2 separate regions of the Homo sapiens genome follow, and region 1 is linked to region 2. Evidence: chromatin loops called from intact Hi-C (ENCODE). Cell type or tissue: PC-9. All regions are shown on one strand. Links, peaks and the distances in the headings refer to the core of each region. The heading gives the core; the rest is flanking DNA.

Evidence for each region. Hi-C counts contacts between places; a loop is a spot of excess contacts. Peaks named below come from ENCODE experiments on the same cell type or tissue, not always from the same donor. Only the 100,000 strongest peaks of a DNase experiment are listed, where the experiment ranks them.
Region 1: a loop joins it to region 2, with 10 times the contacts of the local background. A loop is called at or near these places in 2 of 110 quality-filtered maps.

Annotation. Positions count from the first base shown.
Region 1 is chr15:71,788,227-71,793,677 of GRCh38, forward strand. No RefSeq gene overlaps it. Among named protein-coding and RNA genes, the nearest start is that of NR2E3, 20 kb to the right of the region's middle. In PC-9, for the core only: no CTCF peak of the experiment used is centred there; DNase peaks (open chromatin) are centred at 2,075, 3,105 and 4,485; H3K27ac peaks cover 3,754 bases.
Region 2 is chr15:71,293,006-71,298,456 of GRCh38, forward strand. All of the region lies in intron 6 of THSD4 (thrombospondin type 1 domain containing 4), which reads left to right. LOC124903520 (a long non-coding RNA gene) reads right to left here. Exons shown (of 2, transcript XR_007064700.1): 1 at 2,154-5,451; 2 at 1-1,914. Among named protein-coding and RNA genes, the nearest start is that of THSD4-AS1, 110 kb to the left of the region's middle. RefSeq lists an enhancer at 1,856-3,055 and a silencer at 2,305-2,599. In PC-9, for the core only: no CTCF peak of the experiment used is centred there; DNase peaks (open chromatin) are centred at 1,786, 2,196, 2,546 and 3,116; H3K4me3 peaks cover 1,951 bases; H3K27ac peaks cover 5,000 bases.

The sequences.
Region 1 (5,451 bases), core at 232-5,231, 500 kb after region 2:
AGGTGATCTGCCCGCCTCGGCCTCCCAAAGTGCTGAGATTACAGGCGTGAGCCACCGCACCTGGCCGGGAAGTCCTTCTACTAAAAATGCAAAACTTAGCCAGGCATGGTGGCATGCCCCTGTAATCCCAGCTAGTCGGGAGGCTGAGGTAGGAGAATTGCATGAACCCAGGAGGCAGAGACTGCAGTGAGCCAATATTGCACCACTGCACTCCAGCCTGGGCGACAGAGCAAGACCTCATCTCAAAATATAAAAAAAGAAGTTCAGAGGGAGGCAGTTGTTGGATTAGGTCTGCAACTCAACAGCTTCAGGGCCAGCTTCTCTGCAGCTCTCTTGGCCTCTTCTTCATGGTTGCAAGCCAGCTTCTCCTGCTCCACCTATCATGTCCATCTTCAGGGAAGAAAGCAGGAAGGGCCATTGCAGCTGTGTATCTCCATTTGCCAATAAACCAAATACATTCCCAGAGCCCCATCCTACGTCCCACAAACTTCTATTTACATCTTATTGGCCAAAGTGGGCTCCATGGCCATTTGTGGCTGCAGAGGAAGCTGGGAAGACAGAGAAGGGATTGTTATGCTTGGCTGTGACCAATTGGGGTTCCATTAGCAGAGAAGAAAGACAGGAAGGATGTGGGTGAGACAACCTGGGATGTCTGATTATTGCACCCTTACCAAGCAAAAGCTTCTAGGAAGGGACAACAAAAGTTCAAACACCGCAGTGTCTGTTCATCTTTGACCCACTGAGGAACTACTCCTTAAAATGGGTTTAGGTCGTACATCCTCCCTTTATTCAGCAAATATTTATTGAGCACACACTCTGTGCCAAGCAATGTTTGGGGCAATGGAAATACATAAATCTCATGGAACTTACAAAATGCTGTGCAACCTAAAACACTTGCAGATAAGGAGACCTATTGCATCAGGCTTCTGGAGCGAACAGCCTATGAATGGACACCATATTTGGCTCTCCATTTGCTGAGAGCTGGAACGGGTGATGCTACAGATTTTATTTCTAACCAGATAGCTAGGGAACTTACACTTACCGCGCCTCCACATGATCGACCTCACCTTGTATACTCACAGCCACCTCAACAGCTGGGTGCTGCAGGTCTCTCTGCTTTACAGCGGGGAAAACAAAGCCTCAGCCAGGTGAGGGAACTTGCTCGTGATCATGCAGGTCTCAAGTGACTGGGGACTTTGAGCCCAAGTCCGCCTCATTTCAAAGCTTATGCTGGTTCCTCTGCATGCTGCGGCCTTTCTGAAACAATCACACGAAGCCATCACGTAGAAGACTAAACTCTCTTTAAAAGTAAACTTCAGCCAGAACTGACACCCTGAGCATGGGGCGTTCATCACAGCAGATACTGCTGATGATCACTGTGGCTTCATGAATAAGAGCCTGGGGACACAAGGAAGGCTTCTCCTATGACACACACACATGCACAAACACATGCACACACACGTACACATGCACACGTACACGCATTCATACACATGCACACACTCATACACATACAAGCATGCACACGCACACACATGCACACATGCACTCATACACATGCACACACACGCACTCATACACACATGCACTCATACACACACATGCACACTCATACACACACACACAAACACAAACACTGTTGCCTGCAGGGAAAATGCTTCAGGAGCCACCTCTACTTCTACATCCCACTTTTGTACGTGGATTCCAAAAATCTCTTCTAGGCCCAGGAACAGTCTTGTTTAAAGGCTGGCCAAGGAGGTGGGGGACAGAACCAGTGGGACCCAAAGAATCCAGTGTGCTGGAACTTGATGCCGATGTCAGCCTCAATGCTCTCACCCTGACAGCAGAAGTGGCGGCTTCTCCCTCCACCTGTGCCCGGACAGTGCCACCAGTCTAACTTCTGCCACCGTCCCTACCTGCAGCTCACCTGAGCCCAGAACCATGCCCCCTGCACCCTCCCGACACACTCAGGTAATGCCCCCGTTTGTGTTATCTCTTGCTCTATAACAAACAACCATTTTATTATTTCTCATGATTCACTGGGTCAGGAATGTGGTCGGGACACTGGTAATAGCTCATTCTTCCTCCACATGAAGTCCGCCGGGGCTGGGCCATCCAGGCTGGCTGGTTCACTCGCAGGTCTGATGATGATCAGGCTGAGATGATTGGAATGGTTTGCCAAGGGGGCCTCAGTTCTCTCTGCCGCCCTGTTCCCTGCTTCTTCCTCTCCATGTGGTCTCTTCACGAGGGTTTCTCTGGATGAAGAACAGGCAAGAGGAAGGAAGAGAGAGCTGCCAGATCTCTTAGGCCTGGGCTTAAGCACCCTTCCTGCATGTGGAACCCCTGGCACGCTAACCTAGGGAAAGGCTCACACTTCTCACTCACTCCACTACCCGGCCCACCTCAGTGACCTCAGAGGGGTCTGCCGAGCCTGGGGATGGGCAGTCGTCCCTGTCCACTCCCTGTCCTGGAGGTACACTGGAAAGCCACAAATAGGCCTTTGTAGCGGCAAGAGGCAGCTGAGAAGCACCACGGCAATGTAGCCGTCACTCTTGGTGACTCCAGCTCTTTCCATCCTCGGCCCCTCCATCCAGATTTGGGTCCTGCAAGCTGATTCTCAAGTTTGGCCCCATTGATAAGAGCCAGAGGCATTGTTGTTTTCTTTTCTTTTCTTTTCTTTTCTTTTTTTTTGAGACAGTCTTGCTCTGTTGCCCAGGCTGGAGTGCAGTGGCATGATCTTGACTCACTGCAACCTCCACCTCCCAGATTCAAGCAATTCTCTTGCCTTAGCCTCCCAAGTAGCTGGGATTACAGGCACCTGCCACCACGCCCGGCTAAATTTTGTATTTTTAGTACAGACAGGGTTTCACCATGTTGACCAAGCTGGTCTTGAACTCCTGACCTCAGGTGATCTGCCTGCCTTGGCCTCCCAAAGTGCTGGGATTACAGGCATGAGCCACCACATCCAGCCGGCATTGCTGTTTTCCTTGTGGCAATTTTAAGTCAAGTCAAGACTGATTCAGGGTCTTCCTGTTGATATAAGGGTGTGAGGAAGATGGTTGTGGCAGGTGCTATGAGAGGCTGACCTCATAAAAGTTGTATGAATCATTCAGACAACACTCCTGCCTTGTTATATTGGTCAAAGCCAACCATAGGCCTGCCCGCATTCAAGGGAAGGGATATGAGTCTACCTCAGCCTGCTCCTGACTCAGTTCTGTTTGCCTCAGAACTCAGCTACTCTCCCTTGGGATTCGCTGCATCCCAACTGCCTCTATCCTCCTCAGTCATGGTAATCATTCACTCACTCATTCAATCGTTCAACAAATATTAATTGAGCATCTACCCTGTGCCTGATACTATGCTAGGCACTGAATATATAGCAGTAAACCAGGTGGCATAAGACTGTCCCCAGGGAGCTTCCATCCTAAAGAAGGAGAGAGAAAATAAAGACATAAATGAGGACACTCTACGTGGTGTGTCAGGCATGATATGTGGGCTCATACCTGTAATTCCAGCACTCTGGGAGGCCGAGGTGGGAGGATTGCTTGAGCCCAAGAGTTTGAGACTAGCCAGGACAACATAAGAAGACCTTGTCTCTATGAGAAAAAAAAAATAGCCAGGCATGGTGGCACATGCCTGTGGTCCCAGCTACTCGGGAAGCTGAGGTGGGAGGATCGCTTGAGACCAGGAGATGGAGGGTGCAGTGAGCTATGACCTTGCTACTGCACACCAGCCACTCCAGCCTGGATGAGATAGTGAGATGCTGTCTCAAAAACAAAAACAAAGCAAAGTAGAAAACATGGATAAGGAGTGGTAGAGACAGGGTTGGACCTGCAATTTGAAATAGATGGTTAGGGGGTGTGGAACAAGCCAGCCACATGGCTATCTGGATAAGGGTGTCCCTGTTAGGGCAGGGAAATGTGCGAAAGCCCTGAGCAGTGGGGCCTGTGCAGAGGGTTCAAGATGCGGGAGGACAAGGCGGAGCAGGGGAAGAGGTATAGTCAGATGACGTGGGGCCCAGGGGAAAGACCTGGGGTTCAGTCTGAGTGAGATTACCGGCCAGTAAGGGATTTGGGCAGAGGAGCAACAGGATTCGACTAAGGCCAGCAGTCTGATGTAAGCTGTGGATTCGTGCACCTGCTTTGTGTGCAAATCACCTATTTTCCTGGGTAAAACCATTAGCATTAGAGGCTAGAGCCGTGAAGCTGAGCATACCCTTTCACTTAATAATTCCATGCCTGGGAATTCAACCTGGAGAGAGAATTTAACAAAACAGTATTCTTCAGGAGTCTCAAGTTTTCAATAAGAAGTTTTTAAATTTTGTGTTTTTAACAATAACCTTTTAAAATAATGGTGAACATATATTCCACTGTCTGGTTGATTACTTATATCTCAATACCACATTTCATTCCAGCAGCAGAGTTAAGTAGTATTGCTTTAATTGCAACAAGCTGAGCTAATGTGGGAAGAATGCAGTAGAGTGGCACAGAAGAATGGTGAGTTCATTGTTATTACCCTCCTAGCCCGTGAGAACGCCCACCATCCCATGAGTTCCTACATCTATGCCATGAGGAGCAGTTGGGTTTCAGCACAGCATTCTCTATCTTTGCAAAGTTGTTGATTTTAACCCTGTGTTTTGAAGTTGTGCTTTGATTTAATTAGCAATTTCATTTTGATGGGATAGTTATATCAGTCATACCCCTTCTACTTAGTTTTATGTCCATAATATTATAATTAAACATTATTTAATTCAACATTGAAGGGCAGTGAAATAATTATTTTCTGTTTTTTCTTTTTTTCTTTTTAATTATTATACTTTAAGTTTTAGGGTACATGTGCACAATGTGCAGGTTAGTTACATATGTATACATGTGACATGCTGGTGCACTGCACCCACTAACTCGTCATCTAGCATTAGGTATATCTCCCAATGCTATCCCTCTCCTCTCCCCCGACCCCACAACAGTCCCCAGACTGTGATGTTCCCCCTCCTGTGTCCATGTGTTCCCATTGTTCAGTTCCCACCTATGAGTGAGAATATGCGGTGTTTGGTTTTTTGTTCTTGCGACAGTTTACTGAGAATGATGATTTCCAATTTCATCCATGTCCCTACAAAGGACATGAACTCATCATTTTTTATGGCTGCATAGTATTCCATGGTGTATATGTGCCACATTTTCTTAATCCAGTCTATCATTGTTGGACATTTGGGTTGGTTCCAAGTCTTTGCTATTGTGAATAGTGCCACAATAAACACACGTGTGCATGTATCTTTATAGCAGCATGATTTATAGTCCTTTGGGTATATACCCAGTAATGGGATGGCTGGGTCAAATGGTATTTCTAGTTCTAGATCCCTGAGGAATCGCCACACTGACTTCCACAATGGTTGAACCAGTTTATAGTCCCACCAACAGTGTAAAAGTGTTCCTATTTCTCCACATCCTCTCC
Region 2 (5,451 bases), core at 220-5,219:
ATTTTCCCTGCCTATCCCCTCACCTCCAAGTTCTTTTTGTGTTTGTGTTAACCCTGCCTTTCTTGTCAGGGGCTTTCCCCAGATGGCTGTCAGCTTTTAGAGTATATCCATATTGGACAGGTCGAAAGTTCTACGTGCATGTGCTGCAGATGCCCTGTGCCGTGCAGCTCAGCATGCATAGGTGGGGTAGTTGGTTGATGAGCTTTTCTTTAGGAGAACAGATTTTGAGCTATCTTTTTTTGTTGGAACCCTGCACACAACTGTCATTATGTAGATGGTTTTCCTCTCAGGTGGTTGGTTTTCTCCAGAGAAGAACCCTTGAATCTCCTGCCTGTGGAGGTGGACGTGTGGTTGGTGTTCTGGGTGCCCCTTGCCCTGAGCTCTGTTCTCCATGGTGCCTGTTTCCTGGGTCTGCAGCCCCTTCTCAGTTTCTCTGAAGAGTAAACCTCTCCCCTGCTTGGGGAGGAGCATGGGGGTTACGTAGTAGCCTGGCTGCATAACATGGGCTTAGTAGCTCAGTTTTCCATCATGAACCAGAGCCTCATCTTTCATGGTTCCTGTGCCTCCGAGGGCTGGGCTACTGGGGTGTCTGTCAGTCCAGATGGCTTTGTTCTCAAGTTTCCTCCACAGTGGATATGAATGTTTGCAACTTACACTCAATTACAACGCTTTCCTCTACTTTTCTCCAAGTTTGCTGAAATCTTTATTTGTGGATATCTCCTCTCTTTTTGCTTTGTCCTCATAGGTTAAAACGTTTTAAAATTCCCTAACAGTAGGAAATTTAGTAGGGTTTTGGAAGGGAGAGGAGGTGTAAGATGGTCACTCTTCCATGTTTAACTGGAAGTGGAAAGTCTAGGCTTTTGCTTCAGGCCTGGGAGGTGCACATGAAACAGTCCCTCCCAGTGGCTGCCTGGGGGGTCCCTGAAGGGTGTGAGACCACCGTGAATCCTGGGGCAGGGCACTTGCAGTACATGTGCTATGTGTTTGCTAGTATTGTTTTAGATGTTTGATCTCCTAGCCTTTGCTTTTCTTTGTATTTTTCCTGCTTTAGTCCATTTCCCTTCTAGCTCCTTCTGTTCTCATTTATCTTCTGCTGCTGCTTGGAGTTACATTTTCAGCAAGTCTGTAACACCTCTCTGAACCAAAGGCTCTCAAGTTCATCTTTCTTTCTCCAAGCCTACGCCTGTGCTGCTGTCATGAGTGGCGAGCTTCTGTTTCTTCTGTCTTCTTGTCAGTCCCAAGTGCCCTTTTACAGAGAATGCCTGTTTTTCACTGTCTAGCTCAGTTACCAGGAGTCCCTGTGAATGACACCCACAGGTCCCTCAAAGAAGTCAGATTTCTCTTGGACCTGATAAAGCAAACAAAATGTGACCCAAGCAGGCTGAGTTGGACGGGTCCCTTCTTACCTTCGCCCTCTGCCATGTTGACATTCTTATCTGATGGCACAGGCTGGGAGTTCAGGATCCACTTAGATGGGGTCCGTTCAGGGGATACCAGCGTTCACATTTTTCCTTTTAAGAAAGGGTCTTGGCCTGAATGTTCCCCATCCGGACACAGGCTGCATGTCTCTGTGAGTGTCAAAGCTGCCATGACCATCTCGGTAACCTACTCTTACTCCACAATGTCTATATTCACTGCAGGGCTCTATGATTAGTCCATAATGTAAATGCCTGGCCCAAGACGTATGGCCTGAGTTTATCCAAGGCCCAAACGATTACCAAACATTCCTCTTAGATAGAAGACAGATTTCTTTCCCTTGGCAAAGATCTTCTACTAAGATATGTTACAGGATGTTTTACATTCTCTTGGTCTTATAATAACACCACGCCCAATCCAGTATTTGATGCGTCGGTGGTCACTCGGAAGGTTGTTATTTTAAAAATACTTATTGTTCTCAGTCTGCAGTTCTCACAGCTGTAAAAAAAAAAAAAAAAAATACAGTCTTGTTTCCACCTTTCCAGAGTTTTATGGCACCTGGGAACTGGGATCAAGCTGGGACTGGGTCCAAGATTGGGGTGGGTGAGTGGCGCTTGCGTCAGGGAATGTGAGTGCCCTGCAGGCTGGAAGGGATGCTCTGGTTGTAGCCTTAAGATAAACAGATTGGGCTGGACATCTGTGGTTTCAGATTAGGCAGGAAGGAAATCATCTCCTACCTGGATTACTCAATATCTTCCTTACTGGTCCTGCAGTGATCCTGGGAGGGTGATATGATCGGCTTTGTTTACAGATGGATGAACCAGATGAGTCCCTAGGAAGTGAAGTGACTGGCCCAGGATCACGATGAACTCTCAAGGCCAAGTTTGAACCCAGGCCTTCTGACTCCAAGCCTGTAGTCCTTTCACTGGCCTACAGCTGCTTCCTGAGCCCCTTTCCTGGTTCAGTCAGGCAAAACAAACCAGCTTCCTGCGAGTTAAGGGGGAAAAGGGTTTAATGGGGACTGACTCATTGAGATTGGCAGTCCCCTTTGGTTAATTTCATCAGGTCATCTCCTAGCGTTCCATTTCCTTTTGTGGAGACACAGATCAGAGGCAATCTGGCTCTGTATGAACTCACTTTGTGACTCTGGGTGAATCATTTCCCTCTCTGGGTTTCAGGTTCCTCATTGCACAGTAAGTATATTGGAATTCAGTGGTTCTCAAATCTGCTGGAACGTCAGAATCACCTGGGGACATTTTCTTTAAAAAAAAAAAGCCAGCTCTATTGAGTCACATTTTACAATCAATGAGTTTTAGTAAGTTTACCAAGTTGTGCAACTATCAGCATAAATCAGTATTAGAACATTTTTATCATGTCAGTAATATCCCCATCCACTCCCACTCCCTGCCCTAGGCAACAAGTAAGCTATGTACTTTCTGCCCCTGTAGATTTACCTTTTCTGGATGTTTCACATAAATAGAATCATGCACTGTGTGGTCTCTTGCATCTGGCTTCTGTTACTTAATATAACATACTTGAGGTTCATTAATACTGTAGCATGTATTGATAGCCTATTCCTTTCTATTGCTCAATAATATGGCAATTGTATGATATGTCACATGTTATTTATCTACTTATCAGTTGATGGATATTTGATCCAGTTGATGAGTCATGAATGATGCTGCTTAGAACATTCATGGACACATTTTTGTGAGGGCGTATGTTTTCATTTCTCTTGCGTATATACCTAGAAGTGGAATTACTGGGTCAAATGGTAACTCTTATGTGTAACTTTTCAGGAAATAGCCAAACTGTTTCCCAAAGTGTCTGTACCATTTTACATTCCCATCAACAATAGATAAGGGTTACCCTCTGGAGAGCTTTTTAAAAATTGTCATTTCTGTGCCCTACCCACCTGAGGTCTGGCATGGGGCCCAGGAATCTGCATTTTATGAGCTCCCCAGGTAATTCAGATACATCTGGTTCGTGGATATGTGTTTCGGCCCACTAAGACCGGATGACCTCTGAAGCCTCCCTAAGGCCTGTTGTCTCTATTAGTCTGTGCCTCTCGGGCAAGACGCACCTTCCTGCCAAGTCTCTCTGGGTGTTTGTCTTTGGATCAGAGAATCAGTACGCAGAGCAGGGCTGAGGGAGTTGGCCAAGCAGCGTGCATAACTCTGCGCAGCACCTGTCCTGCATTATCCTCCACACTGGCCAAGGCTTTGTGTCCCTGGCTTCATGGACATAAAATTTTATCACAGGTTTTTATGTGTTATCACATTGTAAAAGTGCCATAAAATCAAGGGTCCAGTTTTCAGTGCATCTGAAAACGTCGTATTCCTTTAAGTTATAATCTTGGTTGCAGTCATTTTGGTAACTTGTTGAGAAGCCTCATCCCGACCCTGCCATTTATTAGCTATAACTAGATTTTTAATTGCTCCGAGCCTCTGTTTTCTCATCTGCAAAATGAGATTAATAACATCGACATCATGAAGTCTCTTGAAAGGATTAAATGAGATAACCTGTGAAATGCTACTGTAATGGACCTCAGTGCTCTTTTCTTTCTTTTGGCTGTTTCTGCCCCATCCCTGCTTCCATTATTATACATCTTTTCATGAGCTTATTGCCCATTTATATGTCTTCTATTGTTTTTAATGAGGTGAAATTCACATAGCATAATATTAACCCATTTCCTTCACATCCTTGTTATTTATTTTTTTTTAATTATATCCATCCTAGTAGTGGGTGTGAAGTGGTATTCATTGTGGTTCTGATTTGCATTTCTTGAATGGCTAATGATGTTGAGCTTCTTTTCATGTTTTTGTGTGCTTATTGGCCATTCATATATCTTATTTGCAGAAAAATATTTATTCAAGTCCTTTGCTCTCCTCTTCTTTTTTTTGTTTGTTTGTTTGTTTGTTTGTTTGTTTCTGAGACGGAATCTCGCTCTGTAACCCAGACTGGAGTGCAGTGGCGCAATCTCAGCTCACTGCAACCTCTGCCTCCCAGGTTCAAGTGATTCTCCTGCCCCAGCCTCCTGAGTAGCTGGGATTACAGGCACGTGCCCCCATGCCTGGCTAATTTTTGTATTCTTAGTAGAGACAGGGTTTCACCATGTTGGTCAGGCTGGTCTTGAACTCCTGACCTTGTGATCCGCCTGCCTTGGCCTCCCAAAGTGCTGGGATTACAGACGTGAGCTACCACGCTCGGCCTTTTCCTCCTCCTTTTTAAAGACAGTAGGGTGGTCTCACTATGTTGCCCAGGCTGGATTCCACCTTCTGGACTTAAGCAATCCTTCCACCTCAGCCTCTCAAGTAGCTGGGACTACAGCTGCACACGACTGCACCCTGCTCTTTTGCCTATTTTTAAATTGGGTTGTATGTCTTTTTGTTGTTCAGTTTTGAGAGTTTTTTTGTGTGTTCTGGATACTGGAACCTTATCAGATATATAATTTGCAAACATTTTCCCATTCTGCCATTTGTCTTTTCACTTTCTTGATAGTCCTTTGATGCACAAAAATTTTTATTTTGATGGTTTATCTGTTTTTTTCCTTTCGTTGCTCATATTTTTGGTGTCGTATCTAAGAATTCATTGCCCAAATCTAAGGATGTAAAGATTTACCCTTGTGTTTTCTTCTAAGAGTTTTATAATTTTAGCACTTAAATTTAGGTCTTTGATTCATTTTGAGTTAATTTTTGTATATGGTGTAAGGTAGGGTTCTAACTTCATTTTTTGGAGGGGCTATTCAGTTGTCCCAGCATGATTTGTTGAAGGGACTATGTCCCTTTGAATGGTCTTGGTACCTTTATCCAAAATCAACTGATCATAGATACAAGGATTTCTCTGGACTCTCAATTCTATTTCATTAATCTATATGTCTGACCTTACAATAACACCACACTGTCTTCATTACTGTAGCTTTGTAGCACATTTTATATCAGGAAATGTAAGTCTTCCAACTTTGTTCTTCTTTTTAAAGGCCTCCTTCTGTTATTAACCAGCCATCCCACTGTTATTTTGCTACTAGACCGGGGT